Regions from separate parts of the Mus musculus genome. Here all the other regions are linked to region 1. Evidence: chromatin loops called from intact Hi-C (ENCODE). Cell type or tissue: heart. All regions are shown on one strand. Each heading gives the region's core, and the rest is flanking DNA. Links, peaks and the distances in the headings are about the cores only.

Region 1 (8,056 bases), core at 1,603-6,602:
TCTGCCTGCCTCTGCCTCCCAAGTGCTGGGATTAAAGGCGTGCACCACCATGCCCAGCTCTGGCTTTTTTTTTTTTTTTTTTTAAAACCAAGACCTAGTCCATCAAATTCCATAGATCTTGGAAATTCTCTAATTGTACTAATCTTGCTTTTTGGCTTCTGTAGTTTCACTTAAAAAAAAAAGATTTTATTTATTTTTATGTATATGGGTACGCTGTAGCTGTAGATGGTTGTGAGCCTTCGTGTGGTTGTTGGGAATTGATTTTAGGACCTCTGCTCCCTCCTGTCAACCCTGCCCGCTCCGGCCCAAAGATTTATTATTATATAAGTACTATTATATAAGTACACTGTAGCTGTCTTCAGACACACCAGAAGAGGGCATCAGATCTCATTAAGGGTAGTTGTGAGCTACCATGTGGTTGTTGGGATTTGAACTCAGGACCTTCAGAAGAGCAGTCAGTGCTCTCAGCTGCTGAGCCATCTCTCCAGCCCCAAAATTTCTCTTTATGACAAGAAATTCATATATTTTATCCTCTCCAACCTTGTAAGATTTTATATAAATGGTTTAGTCTCCTTACCCTGTAAAACCTTTGTTTATGTAAAGGCCCTGTTGCTCTCTTGGAACTTAAAAATATTAAGAGCCCAACCCCTTCTTCTCTCCATCATATCCTTTGTTTTCTTGTTCTGTTTTGTTGAGACAGGGTTTCTCTGTGCAGTCCTGACTGTCCTGGAACTTTCTCTGTAGACCAGGCTGGCCTTGATAAGGATTAAAGGCGAGTACCACCACACCCAGTTCTTCACTTTCTTTTGAAACTAGCCAATGGAGAAGTGTGAGGTCAGACACCAGCCAATGGAGGAAAGACCTGACCGATCGTCGCCTACATCAGAAAATGCTCTTCCATGTTTCTGAGCAATGCACTCTAGAATCTAGAACAAATGTTCTCACCATGGGGCTCACCTAAGAACATTGGAAGACAGTTACTTACGTTATATTATTATGTTAATAATAGGAGCAAAATTACAATTATGAAGTAGCAACAAAAATAATTTTATGGTTGGGGGGGTCCCCACAACATGAGGAACAGTATGAAAGGATCCCAGTGTTAGGAAGGCTGAGGACCACTGCTCTAGTCCAGGGTCTAGGTCAAAGTAAAGTCTTGCCCTGTTGAGACATTTCAACTGGAATAGTGGTCTCATTCTTTAGAACTTTGAACTTATTTCTAACAAAATCCAGGGCCTTACCAGCCGGTGGTGGTACACGCCTTTAATCCCAGCACTCAGGAGGCAGAGGTAGGCGGATTTCTGAGTTTGAGGCCAGCCTGGTCTACAAAGTGAGTTCCAGGACAGTCAGGGCTATACAGAGAAACCCTGTCTTGAAAAACCAAACAAACAAAAAAAATCCAGTGCCTTGCTTGTACTTATACACGACATTTCACCTATACGGATGTGCATACCCAACACACAGGGAGGGGCAGGAGAGGTGCTCCTCCATGGGTGAAAGCACTGGCTGCTCTTCCAGGGGACCCAGGTACTGTTTCCAGCTCCCATGTGTCACCTCCAGCTCTGTGGGAAACAGCGCTCTCCTCTGGCCTCTTTGGGCACTGCATGCATGTGGCACACAGAAAAGAAAAAAACCTTAACATTAAATATACATATATTTGGACTAGAGAGGTGGCTCAGAGGTTAAGAGCACTGTCTGCTCTTCCAGAGGTCCTGAGTTCAATTTCCCAGCAACCACATGGTGGCTCATAACCATCCACAATGAGATCTGGTGCCCTCTTCAGGCATGCAGGCATACATGCGGGCAGAATATTGTATACGTAATAAATAAATAAATCTAAAAAAAAATTACCTAGCAACAGAGCCTGGTGGTGGTGGCAGTGGCACATCTTTAATCCCAACATTTGGGAGATGGAGTCAACCAGATCTCTGTGAGTTCGAGACCAGCCTAGTCTACAGCTCTGTCTTCCAGGACAGCGACAGCTACACAGAAAAACCCTGTCTCGAGAAGTCATAAGCAAACCAAACCAATCAAACAAAAAACCCCAGAACATCTTTACTGAGCAGCTGGGGTGTGCTGAGTGTTGGAGGCACGGCTATAAAGAAGAGCAGTAAGACTTAAGCTCTTGTGTAGAAGAAACACAAGAAACTCACACGCCTTGCAGACAGCATGAGGAGGAGGGCTGAGGGTAGAAGCACTTGCTGCCAAGACTGAGGGCCAGGGTTCAATCCCTGGGACCCACAAGCTGGTGAGACCTGACCTCACACAGCTACCATGGCACCCACGCACCCCTCCTGTTACATAAATTAACTCAGGATGATAGAATGAAGTCAAGCCAACCAGGTAAGATACAGAAAACCCAGTTTAGGGCTGGCGAGATGGCTCAGTGGTTAAGAGCACCGGCTGCTCTTCTGAAGGTCCTGAGTTCAAATCCCAGCAACCACATGGTGGCTCACAACCATCCGTAATGAAATCTGATGCCCTCTTCTGGAGTGTCTGAAGACAGCTACAGTGTACTTACATATAACAAATAAATAAATCTTAAAAAAAAAAACAGTTTAATGAGAACCTTACATAAACAATGCATGCTTTTGAGGGTAAGCGTTCCCATGAAGTATCGATTATGAAAATGAGTGTTTGTGACCTGGAATTCATGGCAAGCTAGGCAGCCTGTCCTTTACTGGCTAAAACGCAAAGTGAGCCAGCTACTCCTGGACCCAGAGACAGGAAGGAACACATATCAGTGCAGTAAAGTGGGGTAAGCTTGTAGCAGAGAGGAACAGAGAAGGCAAGCTAAGCTGGCTTCTTCAGCCCGGTCTTACTACAGAACACTAGGCTTCAGTCTTGATCAAAAACCTGCTTCTAGACCTTCACCTTTCTTTGCTTGCGAGGCGTACAGTCACACAACTGTCTCCTGGCTTTTGAAAAGATAAGATTTCTCTTGTTCAAGGGTCAAATGAACATCCCAGTTACCTTTAAGTTGCCACCAACTACATCGTCGTCTGAAAAAAAAAATTTTTTTTTGAGAAAGGATCTCACTGTGTAGCTATGCCTGGCCTCTGTGTAGACCATGCTGGGCTTAAATAAATGGCGATTGTCTTGCTTCTGCCTCCCAAGTGCCAAGTGGTAACAAGCATGAGCCATCGCCTTCAGCTTCTGAAATCATGTGTGTGTGAGTGAATGAATGTGGGTGTCTTCATCCATTGCTCTCTTAGTTTTCAAGGCTGGATCTCTTATGGAAACAGAAGCTCACCAATTAGCTAGACAGGCCGGCCAGTAAGCCCCAGCGATCTTCCTGTGTCTGCCTCCCCAGGTACGGAATTGTAGTCAGGCTGGCTTTTATGTGGGTGCTGGGGATTCGAACTCCCGTCTTCTTCCTTGCGCAGCTATCACTTGCTTAACCAAGCGTGCTATCCCCTAGCTTGAAATTCTTACTCATTCGTTTATTCTATTTGTCCTAGAACAGACGCTCTGCTCTGTCCCTTCGCTCAGGCGTGAACGAGCACGTTCCATCCAACAGTTAGAAGCCACTAGGAGCCACTCGCAGAACCTGCTAGGGTCTGAGGAAAGAAACCCAAAACAGAAGCCTGCGTCAAAAGGCACGGTCTCTTGTGACGTCACCGCAGACCCGAGCAATGGTTCCGATTGGCCCTCGCAGCCGGGGTGGGGCCAAAGCATTCCTGGCTCCACCCCGCGTCCCGGTCTCACTCGCACATGCGCAGTGGCCGCCACCTTAGCCGCCGCGCCATTTTGCCAGGGTTTGAATGTGAGGCGGAGCAGCGGCTGGAGTGGGGTAGTGTCGGCTGCAGCTCTCGCTTGGGATTCCCTCCTCGGTCTCGGCGTCCCCACGAGGTGAGGCATGGAGCGAGCAGGGTGGCCGCGGGGACGCGGCTGAGGGAGGGGCCGATCGCTGGGAGGTGGATCTGGGCCTCAGCCCGAGGACGCGCGCCTGGTCTTCCCCGCACGCCGCCTCTGGGTCGGGCCTGACCGCTCCGGGAAGCTGGGGCAGCTTGGGGCTCGGCCTCACGCGAGCTTCTCGAGCTCCCGCCCCTTCCCTTCCAGCGTTGCTGGGATTGGTCGCGCCGCCGCGTAGGCGTCCGCGGATTGGTCAAGCCCGCGCGTCCGTTCTCGGCGCGCCGGGGCCCGCAGCGTGAGCGCTGTTCCGCGCCGAGGCCTGACCTGGCCGAGCCGGTCTGGGTCCCTGGTTCTAAAAGAGGCCGGAGATCGCCCACTCTGACTTCGCGGGGCTTTGGCCTCCGCCAGAGTGGACTTGGCCCTCGGGTTTCAGCTGGCTGTGACGTTCGTGTCCCTAGGACCTAAGGAACCTACAGGCGAATGGTGTTCCCCTGCCTGGGGCTCGCCGGCTTTCCAGTTAGATAATCTGTCCCCACGCACACTCCGTCTTTCCCTAGGAGTGTAATTCAGAGCTAGTCCTTGCCTCTCTACGAATTTCCTAGTTTTTAAATAATTAGGTGATGCTGGGCGTGGAAACCGTGCTCCCTCACGTGTTGAACAATCTCTTCCACTGAAATGGCATTTTTACCCTCTCCTCAAACTTACGATTCTTCACTTGCATATTCGGTTAAGTGGCTTGAAGGTTCCGCTGACTGCAGGCTGTGTTTCCCAGAGGGCTCGCCTGAACTGCTGACCATGGCCATTCGTCTCTCCATAAGCACTGTCGCCTCCATGACCGGCTCTTTTAAGTATTCATAGTCCCGTCCTGTATGCTAAGTCCCCAGCTTTCGTGATGTTAGAAGCAGCTGACCTCAGATCTTGGCGGGGCTGCCTCCCTCCCTGCCTTTCAAGTTCCCTTCTTAGGGAGGAGTTCTCAGTTCTCACTGCGATGGCCACATCACCCACGTTTATGTGTCCTGTAGCATTGACCTTATATGTAGTAACTACTGCTTGTTTCTCACGGTTCTCATCTGCTCTGAGTTATCTTTAAGGATAACTTTTTATTGCTGGGTCCCATGTATGAGAGCCACATGGTGAATGCTCTGTTATTTTATGAAGACATGGAAGGTATCTGTCTGTCTGTCTATCTATTTATTTTGGATAAAGGGTCTTTCATAGCCCAGGCTAGACTTAGAGCGTTATCTTTCTACAAGTGTAGGCTACCACACTCAACTCTTCTTCACTTTTCCATTTGTGCAAAGGAATTTTCTCCCCTCTGGCTGTTTGGTGTTCTAGTTGGGCTTTGGGAAGCCAGTCTCTAGACAGGAATTGGTTGAGAGAGCAGTGCTTTTAACTGTGGAATTGATTTATTGCCTTATTTGTTTAATATCTCATTCTATGAAACCCTGGGAATATAGTGAAGAATCACAAGTGGACAAGGTGTCTCTCTTTAGGGAGCTCACGTTCTAATTGGAGGAGTCCGTGAGTGAGTTCAGGTATTTCAGGTCGTGACAGAGGTGACAGGTGAAGAGGTGGCGTTTGAGCAGAGACTAACCAGGGAAAGGTGAGGTGAACAAGAAACAAAAACTCAAGGACAGAAACTCACTTGGAATTCGGGGCGTCTTAGGAAAATCCAAGTCAAGTGGTGGGAAGAAGAGCTGGTGCAGGACTTTGTGGCCGTGTAAGTTTGGGTTTGATACAGAGTGGAAGCAGAGAAATGATGTAGGGACTCAGGTTACTGCCCAGACTCCTGTTGTCTTGAAGTGTGCTTAGTAACTGTTCTTTTTTTTTTTTTTTTTTTTTTTTTTTTTTTTGTGGTGTATGGGGGATATAACTCCCCCCTTTTTTTTTTTTTTTTTTTTTTTTTTTGATTTATTTTATTATTATATGTAACTACACTGTAGCTGTCTTCAGACACACCAGAAGAGGGAGTCAGATCTTGTTACGGATGGTTGTGAGCCACCATGTGGTTGCTGGGATTTGAACTCTGGACCTTCGGAAGAACAGTCGGGTGCTCTTACCCACTGAGCCATCTCACCAGCCCCAGTAACTGTTCTTTTAAAAAAGCCAAGGGTAGGGTGAGCAAGATGGATGGATGGAAAGTAACCCTAAGTGACCCCTCCCTGGCCTGACAACTGGGTTCCCTGGGACCCCAGTGCTGGAAGGGGCGAGCTGACTCCTGCACGTTGTCTTCTGACTTTCACACATATGCTGTGGCACATGTGCATATAATAAATGCCTATAGTAAAATCTCGGGGAACAGGAGAGGTGGCTCGGTAGTCAAGAGCATGTATTGGTCTTGCAGAGGACCCAAGGGTGGTTTCCAGTACCTACAGGTGGGCCAGAATTGCCTATACCTCTAGCTCCAGAGAATCTGATGGCCCCTAGCTTCCATCGACTCTTAGGTATACATACAGGCAGAAACATATACAGATACACATAAATTTGTAAAAAACTTTTAAGGTGGGAACAGATGTTAAGTTAATCTCTTGATGTATTGTTAATTTTCATTTATTGAGTTCCTTTCCCTCTTCCCAGATGCAAGGAAGGCCTCAGAAATGCTTCTCTTAGTGAGGTTGACAAAAAGACAAGAGTCTTGGACATTTTATCATGGGCGTTTGTGAGATGTTTGGGGAAAAGTATTTGTTCCCAAAACCTTCATTTTCATCTGAGGGCCCATAGGAAGAGGCTAGGCTTTCCGCTACTCAGGACTTTGAAAAGGTGTTAATGTTCTATGTGTGAGTGTTCACCTATATGTCCTTTTTTTTTTTTTTTAAAGATTTGTTTATTTTATGTGTATATACAGCTATACAGATGGTTGTGAGCCTTCAGGTGGTTGCCGGGAATTGAACTCAGGACCTCTGGAAAAGCAGTTGGTGCTCGTAACCACTGAGCCATCTCTCCAGCCCAAGATTGTCCTCTTACAACAGTTCTAAGTCATCTGGGAAGAGGGAGTGTCTAGCAGGTTGCCTGTATGCAGTCTCTGGGATTAATTCTTTTCAGGGCAGGTGGTCCTGGGTGGTACAAGGAAGCAGGCTGAGCAGGCCAGTAAACAGCACTCCTCCCTGGCCTCTGCTTCACTTCTTTTTTGTTTTTTTATTTTTAAATATTTTTTTTCCTTTTTGATTTATTTATTTATTTATTATATGTAAGTACACTGTAGCTGTCCTCAGATATTCCAGAAGAGAGCATCAGATTTCATTACAGATGGTTGTGAACCACCATGTGGTTGCTGGGATTTGAACTCGGGACCTTCAGAAAAGCAGTTGGCACTCTTAACCACTGAGCCATCTCGCCAGCCCTCTGCTTCACTTCTTGCCTCTAGGTTCCTGCCTTGAGTTCCTGCCCTGCCTCCTCTTCGTAATGAACTACAGTGGTGATGAAATAAACCCTTACCTCCCCAAGTTGGTGTTTGAGCATGCAATATCTGCCACAGCAATAGAAAGCACACTAGAGCGAGCAGCAAATGCTCTTAACTATGGACCCTTCTCTCCATCCCCAAGCTTGGTTTTTGAGGGGCTGGTGAATGGTTCAGTAGTTACAGGACTGGATTCAATCCTCAGCGCTTATGTAAAAGTCAGGCAGGGACGTAAATGCCTGTAAGCCCAGCACTGTGAGTGGGAGACAGGTGATCCCAAGGTTGTGAGTCATAATGTGTGTCTCACATGAGGTCTGGCCACCCATCCTTAAGCTCAGACTTGCCTTGTGATAAGTCCTCTCAATAGCTAAGTGGAAAGGACTATGGTGAGGAGAACACAGATAGCAAAGTTCTTTTGAAGGTCATGGCTTTCGGCTATTGGGAAGCATCCTGCACAAGGCCAGCCTTAATCTTTTTCACTGAGTGTTTTTCTCAGTATGTATCAAGATGAAAATTTAGTTTATGTCTATAATCCATCACTTAGACAGGAGGGTTGTTATAAGTTCAAGGCTAGCTTGTGACACCTTGTCTTCAGTAAAACAAAACACTGGTGGAACATCTTTTTCATTTATTTTTTTTTCTTTTTTTTTTTTTTTTTTTTTTTTGAGACAGGGTTTCTCTGTGTAGCCCTGGCTGTCCTAGAACTAACCCTGTAGACCAGGCTGGCTTCGAACTCAGAAATCTGCCTGCCTCTGCCTCCCAAGTGCTGGGATTAAAGGCTGGGCCACCACTCCTGGCGATCTT
Region 2 (8,056 bases), core at 1,036-6,035, 89 kb after region 1:
TTGCATCTTGTCCACAGTTAAGGTTCTTAGCATCCAGTCAGTCTGTTGTTTGTAAACACTGCAGGCACCCTTCAGGCAGCAATTCAACCACCCTTTTTTTTGGGGGGGGGGGGCAGTAAATTGGGGGTTTACAGTAGAGAGATTAAACCTTCAGCCTTGTACATGTTAGGCAAGTGCCCACCACTGAGCTTCAGCCCTACGGCTCTCTTCTTTTCACTCTGAGACAATCAGGGTCTCTCTCATCCCAGCTGGCCAGGGGGCTGCCTCTCCAATAGCTAGGACTACAGCCTGGGGGCTTTTTAGAAGGCAAGCTTTGTTTATTTTCCCTTTTTGTTTTGTTTTTAGACAGAGTCATCTTTTTGTTTTTGTTGTTGTTAGTTTATATTTGTTTATTGAAAATACTCTTCTTTCATTTAATTCACCCTAACCACAATTTTCCTTCCCTGCAGCCTTAACTCCCTCCACACCTCCTGTCTCCTCCAGAGCCTCCCTTCAGAAGACAGCAGGCCTCCAAGAGGCAACAATCAAACACAACAAAACAAGATATAATAAAATAAGACGAAAGCCCTCACAAAGCTGGACAAGACAATCCCACAAGAGGACAAGAGTCCCAAGAGCTGGCAAAAGAATCAGAGACAAAACTGTTCCCACAGTTAGTCTCAAGAAAACAAGCTAGCAGCTACAACACGTTTGCAAAGAACCTAGTGCAGACCATACAGGCCCCATGCTTGCAGCTTCTGTCTCTGAAAGCCTGTCTACTCACATCCTGCTTAGTCCTGCAGTCCCTCTGATTCCTACAAATTTTCCTCCCACTCTTCCATGGGGTTCCCAGACCCGAGGGAAGAAAGCAGATGAAGACCTCGAACTTAGAATCTCTCTCTGTATAATGCCATAATGTCTGCTGTCTTTGAACAGTCCCTAAACAAGCAAATCTACAAATAGTGCCAAACATATCCTTTGCCATATCACAAATTATGATAGACCCAGCGAAGTGATACTTTAAGGCTGTGATAGAGAACCTGAGGTTATTTTTAAGTGTTAAAGTTGAATGCTATAGAGGGCACTGTGTATTTGGTCACCTAGCTTTGACAATTATTAACTCACAGCTAAGGTCGGCCTTGTTTCTTCTTGAACCTCCTTTAAGCTAGCTTGTTTTGAAACAAATCCTAAATCTATCATAATCTTAGTCATTTTGATGTTAACCAGCTCACCTCAGGATGACTGTTTAACTGTTAATGAAATGAAATTTCTTACTATACTGGAAGGGATCACTTGCTCGCTCATTCTCATTTTTTCTTTCTTTTGGGATCTGGCTTCTTGGTTGAAATATGATTAACACACAGCAGAAAAACAGCTGAGAGTTAGTGGAGTTAGTCCTCTTTTGGGGACTCCCACTTTTCAGCCCAGATTTCAGCCTTACTCCTTAAGGATTGAATCAACAGTTCCTGAACTATTAACGAGTAACTGAAAAACAGCCAATGTTGAATGCCTTTGATCCTAGCACTCTGGAGGCAGAGGCAGGCTTATCTGCGTTCAAAGACAGCCTGGTCTACAAAGCAAGTTCCTGGACAGCCAGAGAGCTATGTTACACAGAGAAACCCTGTCTCTAAAAACAAAACAATCCAAAACAAACAAACAAACAAAAAAGCCATTACACTCAACCATTTATGCTAGAAACTATTTCCTGACTGTTACAAAAATATTGCAATATCGAGATGGGTGCAATATAAACATTTTTCACTTACTAAAGAAACTGAGTGCCCAAAATCTGCCGACAGGCTTTAGAGATGGGTAGCTCAGGAAAAGCTGAAATGCTTAGAGACTGTTCCAGGAAATAAGGTAGAGAGCCCTCGAGGAAGACAAGGGGCTGACCTCCGGCCTCCACTCAGAAAAGCACTGAGCACAGAAAACACCTGAGGTGTGACTCTTGTAAATCTGCTCCTGTGTGAGCTGCACATCTTTAAGGAGGGGGATGCCTATGACACTAAGCACAGATTTAAAAAAAAAAAAATTTTTTTTTTGAGGTATTGAGATGGCTCTGTATGTCAAGTCTTTCAGCAAGGAACCTGGCAACCTACTGAATCTCACAAGTTGTGCTCTGACTTCCACAACAGCTGCTGCTGATATAATGCTCAAAAATAAAATGGTAGCACGCACGTTTAATCCCAGCACTTGGGAGGCAGAGGCAGGCGGATTTCTGAGTTTGAGGCCAGCCTGGTCTACAGAGTGAGTTCCAGGACAGCCAGGGCTATACAGAGAAACCCTGTCTGGAAAAAACAAAAAATAAAAAAATAAAAAATAAATTAAAAAAAAGTTACTTAATCTTACTAAAGAAAATCAAGGCTGAGTCAGAATAAAGACAGTCTCCTAAAAGTTCACTAGAATGGCCAAGACTTCTTCCTCCACACTCCCCAAATGTATTTTTAGTTTTTGCTTCAACAAGTAGTGATGTAATTTACATTTGGTAAGTACAAATCCCTGAAAGATCAAAATCCCAGTTTAAATCTCTTCCAACACTTCCAATTCTCAAGAATTACCGCTACTCAGCCTGGTCTACAGCACAAGCTTCTTCTTCCAGGAGAGCCAGGACTGTGCCGAGAAACCACGTCTCAAGCAAGCAAGCAAGCAAGCAAGCAAACAGAATTATTACAGCTACAAGCAATTGAAAACAGTGACCTTAAAAAAGGCATACAATACAATGGGCAAAACGCAAAACGGAACAAAATAAAAGCTTCGCCCATAAGTAGGGAGGTGAGGCCAGAGCTTAAGAGAAACTGATAACTAGGGAGGGCCTCAGCTAAAGAAAGTTAAGAGCTACAGATGCGAACCAGGAAACCACGGTTTTCGAATCTTTGCATACTCCACCTCCAGAGCCTGACACACAAGAAGGCTCCAAAAAGGTCTGCTAAACCCAAGAGAAGCTTATGCCAGCAACTTTCTCATAAAAAGGAATGGCAATAAGGTTCTGGATGGTGGCAGGGAGACATGGGACAGGGTGCGGAGCCTAGGGGAGCCGGTGAAGTCCCTACAGCTGGTTTCACAGACATGATGATGGCTTTACATCCATACCCTGTCTGCTACAGTGTCCCCATTAAGCGCCCGCCCCTCTCTGGTGCCAAGCGAGCACAATGCTCAGGCACTGCCAGTGGGCACGCGGGATTCTTCTGCCTCGGAGAAAACCCTAGTGGAAAGGAAGGTCAACTTATGTTCCGTCTGCACCCTAAATTATACCTTCATATCATCTTAATAAATTATGCAAACGGCTTATTGGGACACGACGTGGGTCTGGCACACTGATAAGCACTTTACACGCCCCATTTCACTGCACAACTTCACAGCCTGAAGAGGCAGGGACCGGGTTGGGACAGGATTAATACTATTCCCCCTCCTTCTCCCCCTCATAACAGAGACACAAAGAATACGAAGTGACTGACGAAGGGGGCCGAGCCGGGAATTGGCACCTCATCCCGCGGCTCGGCACTGGCCGCGACACTGTGCATAGCACCGAAACCCGGGGGGCCTCCGGACCGACGCTGCCCCTGCCCGCCCGCGCCCCCCGCGTTAACTCCGGCACAGGGCCCACGAGCGGCGCGGAGGGCCCGCCTCCTCCGGGAAGGCCCCGCAGGCGGAGACGGGCCTGGGCCGCGGCTCGCGCGCCCGCAAGGCCTAGCCCACCCGCCGCCCACCTCCCGCTGACGCCGTGCCTGCGTGGGTCCTTCCGCGACCCGCTCCGACCCGGCCCGGACCGGCCGCCTTACCTGGCTGCTTCCCCAGAGCTCGTCCCGGGGCCGGCGGTCTTGGGCGGCGGCGAGGAGGTGAAGAAGCAAGTGAAGACGGCGAGGAAAAAGGGACCGACCAGAGGAGGGAAGAGGCGGAGTGGCGGAGGCGAAGGCGGGCGCCGCCAGGCCGGGGCTCAGAAGAAGGGGGAGCGCACACAGACGCGACGACAGCCAGCGCAAACGCTGAAGAGCGGCTCGGGGCCCGCAGCCTGGCAGGAAGTGACGGGGGAGGGGCCGCGCCCGCCCCCGGCCCCCGCCCGCCTCCATGCCGGCCCCACCCCCTACACACCGCGGCAGGAACCACAAGTCCCAGCGGGCGCCGCGTCCCGCATGCGCTCTCTAGGCACGCAAGGCCCACAAGGGCCGGGCACGGCTGCGCTGGGTCCGAGGCATGTTGGGAGTTGTAGTTTCCCAGGAGCTCGGTCTCGGCAGGGAATACAGGCCTCGCTTCCTTTCTTTTCTAGGCTTTCTGTTCCCTTCCTACAGTCACCCCTTTTTCCCTACGCTAACTTTTGTTAACCTGCTGCTGCGTGCAAGACCGAAAGCTGAGAATACAGTGAGAATGCACAAGTCCCTGCCCTTATGGAGTTTACTGGGGAAGTCAGAGTAAATGAAGTCTGAGCCGAAAACAGACAAGCACAAGTGCTGTCTGGTTCCTTTCCCGCAGCTCTAAACTGAGTGTGGTTCTGTGGACAAGAGGCTGGTGTGGGCTTGTTTAGTGTAGTCCTGGGGATTGAAGCAAACTTCTACCGCTCAGCTCCATCTTCACTAGTCTTATAGCTTGGGTTTTCTTGCCTTGGTGTTTTGAGTTCAGGCATCCACGGAGTCCAGTGCTGGCGTTGCCTGCCTGGTGTAGGAGTTTCAGGCAGTTGTGAGGTAGATCCTCTTCAAGTGTTCTTAACTGTTAGCCACCTATCTCTCCAGCCCTATAGCAACCCTTTTATGTAGCAACCCTTTTATGTAGCGGGGGAGACAGGTCTTTAGAATTAGATGGGGTCCTTACCGGAGGTTGTGGGAGCTGAGTCGCTGGCATCCTCTGGGCTTTTTTTTTTTTTAAGATTTATTTATTATTATTTGTAAGTACATTGTGAAGAGGGCATCAGATCTCATTATGGATGGTTGTGAGCCACCATGTGGTTGCTGGGAATTGAACTCAGGACCTTTAGAAGAGCAGTCAGTGCTCTTAACCGCTGAGCCATCTCTGTAGCCCCCCTCTGGGCTTATTTTAAGTGGTGCCTGTGGTTGATGCACCTAGGTAAACATCATAGCTAGATACCCAAGACTCCGGGTTCCATCCCTACCCCAAAAGGGGAAAAAAAAAAAAACCTAGCCAGTTGGTGGTGTCTGGAAACACAAACAAACAAACAAATAAATAAATAAAAATAGCATGCCTAACAGCCCAGTCTCCTTGCCAAGGCACTGTGGCTGACTTTGCATGAATTCATGATGACGTCTGCTGTAGCTAAAAAGACCCTCCTCTGACTTGCAGAGACACTGGGGGGCGCCTTTATCTGAATTAAGTCTTCTTAGTTTGCTTTTTGTAAAACCCAGTGACACTGAGTTCCAGAACCAGCCGTTCCTTCCAGTTCCCAGCCAACTCCGCTAAGTAAGCAACACATAGGCAGTTAGGGCAGTGAAGATGCCCACCGGGTAAAATGTGCGTATTTACGCACAAAATAATCAATTTTGGTGGGTTTGGGGTTTTTTTTGTTTGTTTGTTTTTTGTTTTTTGGGTTTTGTTTTGTTTGAAATGGGGTCTTACTATTTAGCTCTGGCTGGCCTCAAATTTGGAGAGATCAGAATACCTCTGCCTCCTGGGTGCTGGAATTAAAGGTGTGTGCCACCACCACACGGCCAGCTTAAATTAATGAACTCTCCCACCCCAGTTTCACTGTGTAGCCCTGGCTCTCCTGGAACTCCCTCTGTATACCACACTGGCTTCAAACTCACAGAGATCCTCCTGCCTCTGCCTCCGGAGTGCTAGGACTAAAGGTGCGTGCCACCATCCCCCCAGCATAGATTGTATTCTTTAATTTTGGTTTGTTTGCACAAAGTTTTGCTATGCTGCCCAAGCTGGCCTCTGCCTCTGGAGCAGTGGTTCTCAGCCTTCCTAACACAGTGGTGCTTTAACACAGTTCCTCATGCTGTGGTGACCCCAACCATAAAATTATTTGTGTTGTTACTTCACAACTGTAATTTTGCTACTGTTGTGAACCATGATGTAAATATCTGATATCCCACCCCTGTGAAAGGGTTGTTTGGCCCCAAAGGGACTGAGACCCACAGGTTAAGAACCGCTGTTCTAGATGATCCTCCTGCCTCACAGTCTCTCAATAGCTCGGATTACAGGTGTGTACCACTATGCCTAACTAATGTCCAAGGTATTCTTTACATAAAAACAAACCCTGGGCTGGTGAGATGGCTCAGTGGGTAAGAGCACCCGACTGCTCTTCCGAAGGTCCAAAGTTCAAATCCCAGCAACCACATGGTGGCTCACAACCACCCATAATGAGATCTGATGCCCTCTTCTGGTGTGTCTGAAGTCAGCTACAGTACTTACATATAATAAATAAATAAATAAATAAATCTAAAAAAAAAAACAAACAAACCCAGTCTGGTATGGCAGCACACACCTTTAATCCCAGCACAAGAGAGGCAGAGGAGGGCAGATCTCTGAGTTCAAAGCCATCCTGGTCTACAGAGCAAGTTTGAGGCTCAGCCAGGGCTACATGTGAGAGCTAGTAACAAAATTACAAAAATAAATAAATAAATAAAAAGTCTGTGGACCTTGGAAGAAAACTAGTAGTCTCTATATACAGAAGAAAACAAACTCACTGGAAAGTACTGTATTGCCAGGGAAATATTAGTGATTCCCCCAAAATAGACAGGAGCCAATCTGATGCAATCACAATAGAACCTTTTTATTTTATTTGAGCTAGCTCAGCCTCTCAGAACACCCCTGTCACGCAGGACGGTTTTGGTGATGAGGAGCCCTGAATATCTATCGGGGCAAGACTTTATAGTAAGCAACAAGCGGGGTGGGAGTGGGGGATGGGGATGGACGGGGTGGGAGTGTGCAAGCATCTAATTGGAGAGCTACTATGACCTTTAACATAATTGGCTGGTGCTGGGAGTCATATCATAAACTTAATTTCTGCTTTCCTCTGCATTGGTGGTCATTAGGTAGGGGTGGCCTTGTAACCTGGGAGTGTGGATCTTTTGGGGGTAATAACCCTGGAGATACTGGTCTCGTTGGAGGCGTAACCTGGAGACCCAGATCTTGTCGGGGATTAGCCTAGAGACTGGAGCTAGGCTCAGGTTTTGTTGAGGGGTAACTTGGAAACTAATGCTAGGTTTTAGTTTACCTGAAGTCAAGTTCTCTAAAATGGAGTCTGAATTTAAAAGATTTGGTCTCTCAGCACCAGGAATTCCCAGGGCTACTGTGTGCCTGGGAACGATTCCTTGGTTCAGGGTAGTTCTCAGAACAGTATTGCATCTTCAGGTTATCCTGATTTTGTAGTATTTTCTTGTTCTTTTTCCATTTCTTCCATGGAGTTTGTTCACTTTTCTATAAAAAGATCTCAGGCTAGCCTTTAATCCCTGCACTATAAAGACAGAGGCAAGTAGATCTCTGAGTTTGAGGCCAGCCTGGTCTACCCAGAGGTCTGGGACAACCGAAGTCATACAGAGAAACACCATTTTGAAAAGTCAACAAACAAAACAACGAAAAGTTAATGGGGGAGGAAGGCTTTGCTACAAAATGAGTTTAAGGGCGGCTATCCTGGGCTACATGAACCCTTGTCTCAAAAAAAAAAAAAAAAACCCCACATACAAAAACAAAAAAGAGCTGGGCAGCGCATGCCTTTAATCCCAGCACTTGGGAAGCAAAGGCAGGCTGATTTCTGAGTTCGAGGCCAGCCTGGTCTACAGAGTTCCAGGACAGGCAGAGCTATACGGAGAAACCCTGTCTCGAAAAAAAAAAAAAAGAAGAAGAAGAAGAAGAGGAAGAAAGAAAGAAAGAAAGAAAGAGAGAGAGAGAGAGAGAGAGAGAGAGAGAGAGAGAGAAAGAAACAAAGAAACAAAGAAACAAAGAAAGAAAGAAGAGAAAAGAAAAGAAGAGAAAAGAAGAGAGATAATTGTTAAAGAACGACGGTTGCTCTTCCACAAACCCTGGTTCGATTCCCAGCACCCACTATCTGTAACTCTAGTTTCAGGGTGATCTGATGCTATCTTCTGGATTCTGTAGGCACCTCATGTGCATACTACACAGACATACA
Region 3 (8,056 bases), core at 1,036-6,035, 99 kb after region 1:
GAGCAGTCACGCAGGTGCTGGGAATCAAAACCAGATCCTCTGGGTTGAGGTCTGCCCCCTCCCCCCGCATAGCGGAAGACATTTCGTTCCATGCCTGCCAGCTATTTCATATTGTTGCTGTAACATGCCTGCCAGTCATTGACACAGAAAAATAACTCGTCTCAGAGTACAGTCATACAGATCACATATCCTGTTATGTTCTGTATGTTCTGTATGAGGTTTGTTAATCTTAAGAAATTCCACAAAGCTTTATGTGGGACCCATCAAATTAAAGGTCAGTTATATACTGTTATATCTAAAATGGTTTGAGTCAGAGCTGACCACTGCTTAGCACTTCCTACACCTGTTTATGAGCTCATTGTGGGTGTTTTCCTTTATATGCCTGCCCTGGGAAGTGTTTGATGTTGTAGCTTCAGATAATTCTGAGCTACTCCCTGAACTGATCAGTATTAGGGTGTGCATTCAATAAGCCATCCCATTCTGACTGAGATTGGTGTGTGTGTGTGGTTTGTGGGGCGACTCATGAACCCCAACACTCTTGACAAGCTGCCAATGCTCTTCACCTTATGCCACCAATCCAGTCTCTAGATGATGATGATGATGATGATGATGATGATGATGGAGAAGAAGGGGAAGGGGAAGAGGAAGAAGAAGGACAAGGGGAAGGAGAAGGAGGAGCAGGAGGAGGAGGAGGAGAAGGAGAAGGAGAAGGAGAAGGAGAAGGAGAAGGAGAAGGAGAAGAAGAAGAAGAAGAAGAAGAAGAAGAAGAAGAAGAAGAAGAAGAAGAAGAATTGTGACAGGATACATGTGCTCTTAACAGATGAGCCATCTCTCCAGTCCCATGGATCAAAAGTTTAAACAAAAAAAAGGATTGTATGAAATTGTCAGAGGAGCTGTGTGGGACACATTCCTGTAATCCCCGTATGTGGGATGTTCAGGTAAATGGACCAGGAACTCCAGGCATCCTCAGCCACCTGGTGAGTTCAAGGCCACTGAAAAGAGAACAATTTGTCCTAAGGATAAATGTTGTAAGTGACTGTCTCAAAATGAACAAACAAAAGTAGTAGAAGAACCTTGGAGAGAGAAAAAAATGCCTAACTCTAAAATGGAGAAGAGCTCTTAAGGTATAAAACAAAATTTAGAACCTCTGAAGAAAAAGGTCAGAACATTTGATGTCTTAAATTAATAAAATAAGTAAATAAATAAATGTGGGGCTGGAGAGATGGCTCAGCGGTTAAGAGCACTGACTGCCCTTCCAGAGGTCCTGAGTTCAATTCCCAGTAACCACATGGTGGCTCACAACCATCTGTAATGTGGTTTGATGCCCTCTTCTGGTGTGTTGAAGACAGCTACAGTGTACTCACATACATAAAGTAAATAAAAAAATAAATTGTTCAAAGTGAATAAATAAAAACAGATGTAATTGGGCTGGAGAGATAGCTTAGCAGGTAAGAGCACTAACTCCTCTTCCTAAGGTCCTGAGTTCAAATCCCTGCAACCACATGGTGGCTCACAACCATCCGTAATGAGATCTGACGCCTTCTTCTGGTGTGGTTGAAGACCGCTACACTGTACTTAGATACAATAATAAAATCTTAAAAAAATAGATGTAATTATATTAGTCAGGATTCTCAAGTAACAGAACTTATAAAATGAATCTCTCGATCTCTCTCTCTCTCTTTCTCAATCCAGATTAAAGGCATAGCATTTCCCAGATCAAAAAAGTCTAGATTAGCCAGGCGGTGGTGGTGCACGCCTTTAATCCCAGCACTTGGAAGGCAGAAGCAGGCAGATTTCTGAGTTTGAGGCCAGCCTGATCTACAGAATGAGTTTCAGGACAGCCAGAGCTACACAGAGAAACCTTGTCTTGAAAAAAACAAAAAACAAAAAACAAAAAGCAAAAAACAAAAAACAAAAAACAAAAAACCTGCCATCACAGTGATCATAAAAATAAGAAAGATTAATGGCAAGCTTTGTAAAGAGATAGGAATAATAAAAAGATTTCGGGGCTGGAGAGATGACTCAGAAGTTAAGAGCACTGACTGCTCTTCTGAAGGTCCTGAGTTCAAATCCTATCAACCATGGGGTGGCTCACAACCACCTGTAATGAGACCTGATCCCAGCACTCGGGAGGCAGAGGCAGGCGAATTTCTGACTTTGAGGCCAGCCTGGTCTACAGAGTGAGTTCCAGGACAGTCGGGGCTACACAGAGAAACCCTGTCTCAACCCCCCCACCCCCAAAAAAAAGATTTCTCTCTCTCTCACACACACACACACACACACACACACACACATACAAAAGTCAAAAATACCAACAGTCAGTTAACAGGAAAGCAAATCTCTATTAATTCCATGAGAAAGCCAGGCATGGCGACTCATGCCTGTGATCTACTGGAAGCCTGAGACAGGAGGATCTCCATGAGTTCAAGGCCAGCCTGAACTCACTGCCTGCTTGGATTCCTTTGTTTGTTTGTTTGTTTGTTTGTTTGTTAATTTAAGATGTACATTTTTTTTTAGATTTTTATTTATGTGTCTAGGTGCTTTGCCTCTGTGTCTGTATGTGAACAATGTGTCAGAGCAGGTGGCCAGATCCCCTTGGGGCTGGAGTTACAGACTGTTGTAAGCCACAGAGAGTGGTGGGTCTTCTGGAACAGCAGCCAGAGCTCTTAACTGCTGATCTATCTCTCAGCTGTTCCCCAGCTGTTGTTCATCTTAGAGACAAAGTCTCAGGCAGCCCAAGGTGGCCTTGAACTCGCCAGTAGGCAAAGATGACCTAGAACTTTCCATCCTCCTGTATCCATTTTCCAAGTGCTGAGATTACAGGTGCGTACCACCCCGTCCTAGTCATGCGGTAGTAAGTGTCAAACCCAAATCTTCCCGTTTGCTAGGCAAGCCCTCTACCAGCTGAGCTGTAACTCCTACCTCCTCCAAAATAATCCCCAAAAAGTCTGAAGGCTGGGCCGGAGAGATGACTCAGCTGCTAAAAGCACTGGCTGGCTGCTCTTCAAAGGACTCAGGATTACCAACACTAACAAGGTGGCTCACAGGCATCGGAAACTTGAGTTTCAGGGGATACAATGCCCTCTTCTGGCCTTTGTGGTCATTACAACTAGATCTACATGCAGGCAAAACACCCATACACATCAAACAAACAAACAAACAAATAAACAAATCAAGCAAGCAAGCAAGCAAGCCCTGCTTGTTTACTTACGGTGCAAGTCTTTAATCCCAGTACTTGGTAGACAGAGAGAGGCAAATCCCCAAGTTTGTGGCCAGCCTGGTCTACAGAGTGAGTACCAGGACATCCAGATCTACACAGAGAAACTTAGTGAGGGTTTCTATTGCTGCAGTGATACCCCATGACCAAAAGACTGCTTGGGAAGGAAAGGGTTTATTTGGCTCACACTTCCACATTACCGTTCATGATTAAAGGAAGTCAGAACAGGAACTCTAACAGGGAAAGACCCGGGAGGAAGGGGCTGATGCAGAGGCAATGGAGGGGTGCTAGTTACTGGCTTACTCCCCACGGCTTGCTCATCCTGCTTGCTTATAGAATGCAGGACCATCAGCCCAAGGATGGTACCACCCACCATAGTCTGGCTCTCTGTCATCAATTACTAAGTAATTACAGCGGGCTCTTACTGAGAGTCCCTCCTTCTTCCTTTCAAATAACTCTAGCTTGTGTCAAGTTGACATAAGGCAAGCCAGCACAGAAACCCTGCCTCAAAAAAATATTAAAATATGTATATATTAAAAGTCTGACAGGACTCTGTGTAGAGATGTTATGAACTCTGCGGCAGAGAGGTTAGATGTAGGTATGTTGAGTTAGTTCTAGGTCATCAAGACAGCCTCTGACACCACAGGTGACCTGGTTAGTTCCCAAATTTAATGCCAAGTAACCCGATGGGGAAAAAAGAACTCCATCAGAGAAGGTAACTAATTTTTTCAAATCCTATTTTTTCAAATTTTTTGTTATATATTTTCTTCATTTACATTTCAAATGCTATCCCGAAAGTTCCCTACACCCTCCCCAAGCCCTGCTCCCCTACCCACTCACTCCCACTTCTTGGCCCTGGCGTTCCCCTGTACTAGGGCATATAAAGTTTGCAAGACCAAGGGGCCTCTCTTCCCAATGATGGCTGACTAGGCCATCTTCTGCTACATATGCAACTAGAGACAAGAGCTCCGGGGTACTGGTTAGTTCATATTGTTGTTCTACCTATAGGGTTGCAGACCCCTTCAGCTCCTTGCGTACTTTCTCTAGCTCCTCCATTGGGGGCCCTGTGTTCCATCCAATAGATGACTGTGAGCATCCACTTCTGTATTTGCCAGGCACTGGCATAGCCTCATACAAGACAGCTATATCAGGGTCCTTTCAGCAAAATCTTGCTGGCATATGCAATAGTGTCTGCGTTTGATGGCTGATTTTGGGATGGATCCCCAGGTGGGGCAGTCTTTAGATGGTCCATCCTTTAGTCTTAGCTCCAAACGTTGTCTCTGTAACTCCTTCCATGGGTATTTTGTTCCCTAGTCTTCAAATCTTTTTTTTTTTTAAAAAAAAACAAAAACAAAACCTCAAGCTTTATTACTTTTTTGGGAACTCTAGTCCACAATTAAAATGCTTAAGCCGTTCGAGAGTACTAATGAGAATGCCTGCCACACAGGCCCGCATGACCAGAGCTGAGGCTCGGCTTCTGCAGCAGAGTCAATGTGTTTGTAAACAAATACTTCCAACTGAGACAGTCAGCTCCTCCTTACCCCAGCCACACATTGCTGATGGTCCTCAGCTTACACCCAAAGCCACAGGTCAACCCATCTTAATTCTTGTTGGAAAAACAACAAAAAGGTATCTAATCTAGTACAGCACCCTCAGCCAGCCAGGGGTCAAATTCCAAATCAAGGGGACAGAGTTCTCTACAGTGCATGCTCCCAGTCATGATCCATATACCCAATCCCTGATACACTCTGGGGTTCAGTCCATACCAACATCATTCGTGTCTTCTGAATACACACATACGCCACAAGCCACACAGTGTAAGTACTTTACCTCATCCCCAGACTGCAAACAGTACCTGATACTTTAAGGGACTCTTAGGAGGCTTATTCTTTCTATGTGTATGAACAGTGGGACAGCGTGGAGGGAAAATGGTGGACTCACTACAGGTCCGAGTCAAGCAGATAAAGAATCACCAGCTCCCTGAGCGACAGACACTAGAGACCAAGTGCAGCCAAGTGCTAAGTGCCCCTTCTTACCTCTTCTTGTAACCTGTGAGAATTAGAAAGGCCACTTCTCTGTCTGTCTGTGACACCCGCCTATAGAACTACCAAACCTGACACGGGACTGACAAAGGCTGTGAACTATAAAAGCCTTATTCACGGGGTACAGATATATAAAAACACACTGATCACTTCCTCAATCTGACGTGATTCTTCCAAGCCCGCTGTCTCGGTTGCTTTATTGTTGCCCCTCCTGCCACACAGTGTGACGGAGGACATCAGGAGCGCCAGAAGGAGGTTGTCAGAAAGCCTCTGGGCACAGGAGTCTCCCTGCGTTGCAGGCATTTCTCCAAGAACTGCTTCAGACGTATGAAAGAGCTCATCTGTCCTGAGCTCGTGATGGCTTCAATTCTGGGGAAGTAGTCCTCTTGGATGAGAAGTATCATCTTCCAGAACTGGACCTGGTTCTGCTTCATGAGTGCGTTCCCACACACCTCCTAGAAGTCAAACACGAGGGTGGCTGTCACATCTGAGAGAGGCTCCATGTGTAAGACCTGTGCCAACCAGCGCCAGCCATGATTTAAGCCATGAGGATGAGCCTCCTGCCGCTTCCCATATGGCCACTGGAGCTGGATGATGGCGGCATACAGACAGATCATCCCAGACATGCATTTTAGAAAGTTATCCTGTTGCTCAACCTTGGAATGCGTCACTTGGTAGCCAAGCTTCCGTTGATAGTCCTCCAAAGCCATCCTTTCCTTGAAAGCTGGGTAGAAAGGAACGGAGTATGGACACTTCTTGTGGAGATGAGCAAGAATGAGGTCTCCCACTTTAGGATGGAGCATCCAGATACCAGAAGCCACCGCTGCAATGGGGAATGCCGCTTCCTGGTGAGAGGCCACTTCCTCCTCCCCTTGTTTCACAAATTTCTCTGCCAGTTTGTACTGGACAAAGTCCAGCCCCTGAGGGTTAAGAGTGACAGACACCAGACTGAACAGGCTTTCCAGAGAGAAGGCTATGGATCTTGTGTAAGACCTCCTTCAGCTTTGAACCTGCAATGGTGGAGATCTGGCTCACTGGGATGGTGGCTGCCTTCTGCAAGTCCATCTTTATCTTTTTAAAAAAAGATTTATTTATTTATTTTATTTATTACATGTAAGTACACTGTAGCTGTCTTCAGACCCTCCAGAAGAGGGAGTCAGATCTCATTACGGATGGTTGTGAGCCACCATGTGGTTGCTGGGATTTGAACTTCGGACCTTCGGAAGAGCAGTCGGGTGCTCTTACCCACTGAGCCATCTCACCAGCCCTTTTAATAAGGGCTGGATTTCTTTCTTTTTTTTTTAAAGGATTTTTTTTAAAGATTTATTTATTTATTATATGTAAGTACACTGTAGCTGTCTTCAGACGCACCAGAAGAGGGAGTCAGATCTCGTTAGGGATGGTTGTGAGCCACCATGTGGTTGCTGGGATTTGAACTCAGGACCTTCGGAAGAACAGTCCGGTGCTCTTACCTGCTGAGCCATCTCACCAGCCCCCATCTTTATCTTTTTGATCTGACTATCCTTGCTGCTGGTCAGGTCCTCGAAGGCCAACACACACTTGGCAGAAGCATCCTGAAGTTGCTGGTACCACTGCATCGTGCTATCTTGTACCTTCACCTGCAGCTCTTCATTCTGTGTTCCTGCTGGGCTTGGGCTGGGTGCAGAGGTCTGGGTGGGAGCCCCTGGCCCCTGCTGCACCGCTGACTCCTGCAGCTTGACCTGGGCCTCCTCTTCATGCTTCTTCTTCACTTGAGAGGCTCTGGTGATCTCCCGCTCCAAATCTGAGAGGAGGTCCCGCATTTCCTGTAGGGCTCGCTCTGCCTCAGCTTAGTTCTCTGCTGTGGGAAAACCACTTTCCAAGGTGGTGCAAAATGATGCCGGAGATGAGGCCATACAGTTGGTTACCCAGGATCTGGAGGGCACCAGGTCCACATCCAGCAGGTCTTTGTGCTGACTAGAGGTTGAGCTGCAGGACCTCCTCTTGCAGGGGCTCCAGGCTGTGCAGACGGACCTGACCTTCCTCCTTCCGAAGCTGCTCCTGCTCTGCCTGCTTCACACGCTGCTGCTCTGCCTCTCGAAGCTTTAGGTTGAGAATCTTGGCTCTGTGGCAGTGCTTCTCTTTCAGCTTCTCCTGATGGCCCAGGGGCCTCCCTGGTACTGATAAACAAGGCAGGATCAGGGGTGTTTTCCCAAGACCTTTCCCCGCCTCCCCTGCTGTCACATTAGGCCTCCTCCAAAGCTGTACACTTCTCTAGGCTGGAAGCCTCTTTGCCTATTTTTCACCTTGGGATTTCTCTGGGAAAGCATCAAGCTGACCACACAGACAGATACCTGCAACAGGCACTCAGGAAGACTCACCTCTTCTCAAAATCCTATTTTTAATGATGGTTCTTAAATACTTTAACCTCCCTTGTAGACCACCACCTACCAGAGGTGGTAGAAAAGAAAGGATACGGGGGAAGTGAACCTGTCTAGAAAAGTTCTTTGGAGCAACTCCCGTCTGTGTTGTCTGGAAATCGGCAATTCAGTTCACAGGTCAGCAGTGGAAGCTCGATTTACTTACAAACACTTCACAGATACACCAGCAGTCCAGTTCAGACAGACAGGCCTCAGCTTTGTTCGAGTCAACAAGAAGGACCAAAAAGAACACCAGGTTAAGTTCTCCACTGTGAAGCAAAGATCAGCAAAGAATGGAGACCCACAGCGTTACACCAGCTGTACCAGCAAGCCAAGCTCTGTCTCGTCACTTCATCCATTCCTATTTATACCCTCCAAACATGTGTTCTCCACAGTCC

What was found. Peaks named below come from ENCODE experiments on the same cell type or tissue, not always from the same donor. Only the 100,000 strongest peaks of a DNase experiment are listed, where the experiment ranks them.
Region 2: it touches region 1 in a loop (2.0-fold over the local background); 4 of 42 quality-filtered maps call a loop at or near these places.
Region 3: it touches region 1 in a loop (2.4-fold over the local background); 4 of 42 quality-filtered maps call a loop at or near these places.

What each region holds. Positions count from the first base shown.
Region 1 is chr2:166,902,326-166,910,381 of GRCm38, forward strand. Cse1l (chromosome segregation 1-like (S. cerevisiae)) reads left to right here and starts at 3,771. Exons shown (of 25, transcript NM_023565.3): 1 at 3,771-3,852. Gm31204 (a long non-coding RNA gene) reads right to left here and starts at 4,969. Exons shown (of 3, transcript XR_866966.3): 1 at 3,254-4,969. In heart, for the core only: CTCF peaks have their summits at 1,612 and 3,774; DNase peaks (open chromatin) are centred at 3,686 and 4,046; H3K4me3 peaks cover 2,541 bases; H3K27ac peaks cover 2,000 bases.
Region 2 is chr2:166,992,276-167,000,331 of GRCm38, forward strand. Stau1 (staufen double-stranded RNA binding protein 1) reads right to left here and starts at 4,024. Exons shown (of 12, transcript NM_001109906.2): 1 at 3,759-4,024. In heart, for the core only: no CTCF peak of the experiment used is centred there; DNase peaks (open chromatin) are centred at 3,106 and 4,096; H3K4me3 peaks cover 2,391 bases; H3K27ac peaks cover 1,937 bases.
Region 3 is chr2:167,001,636-167,009,691 of GRCm38, forward strand. It overlaps the pseudogene Gm11470. Among named protein-coding and RNA genes, the nearest start is that of Stau1, 9.4 kb to the left of the region's middle. In heart, for the core only: CTCF peaks have their summits at 3,092 (motif pointing left) and 3,300; a DNase peak (open chromatin) is centred at 3,043.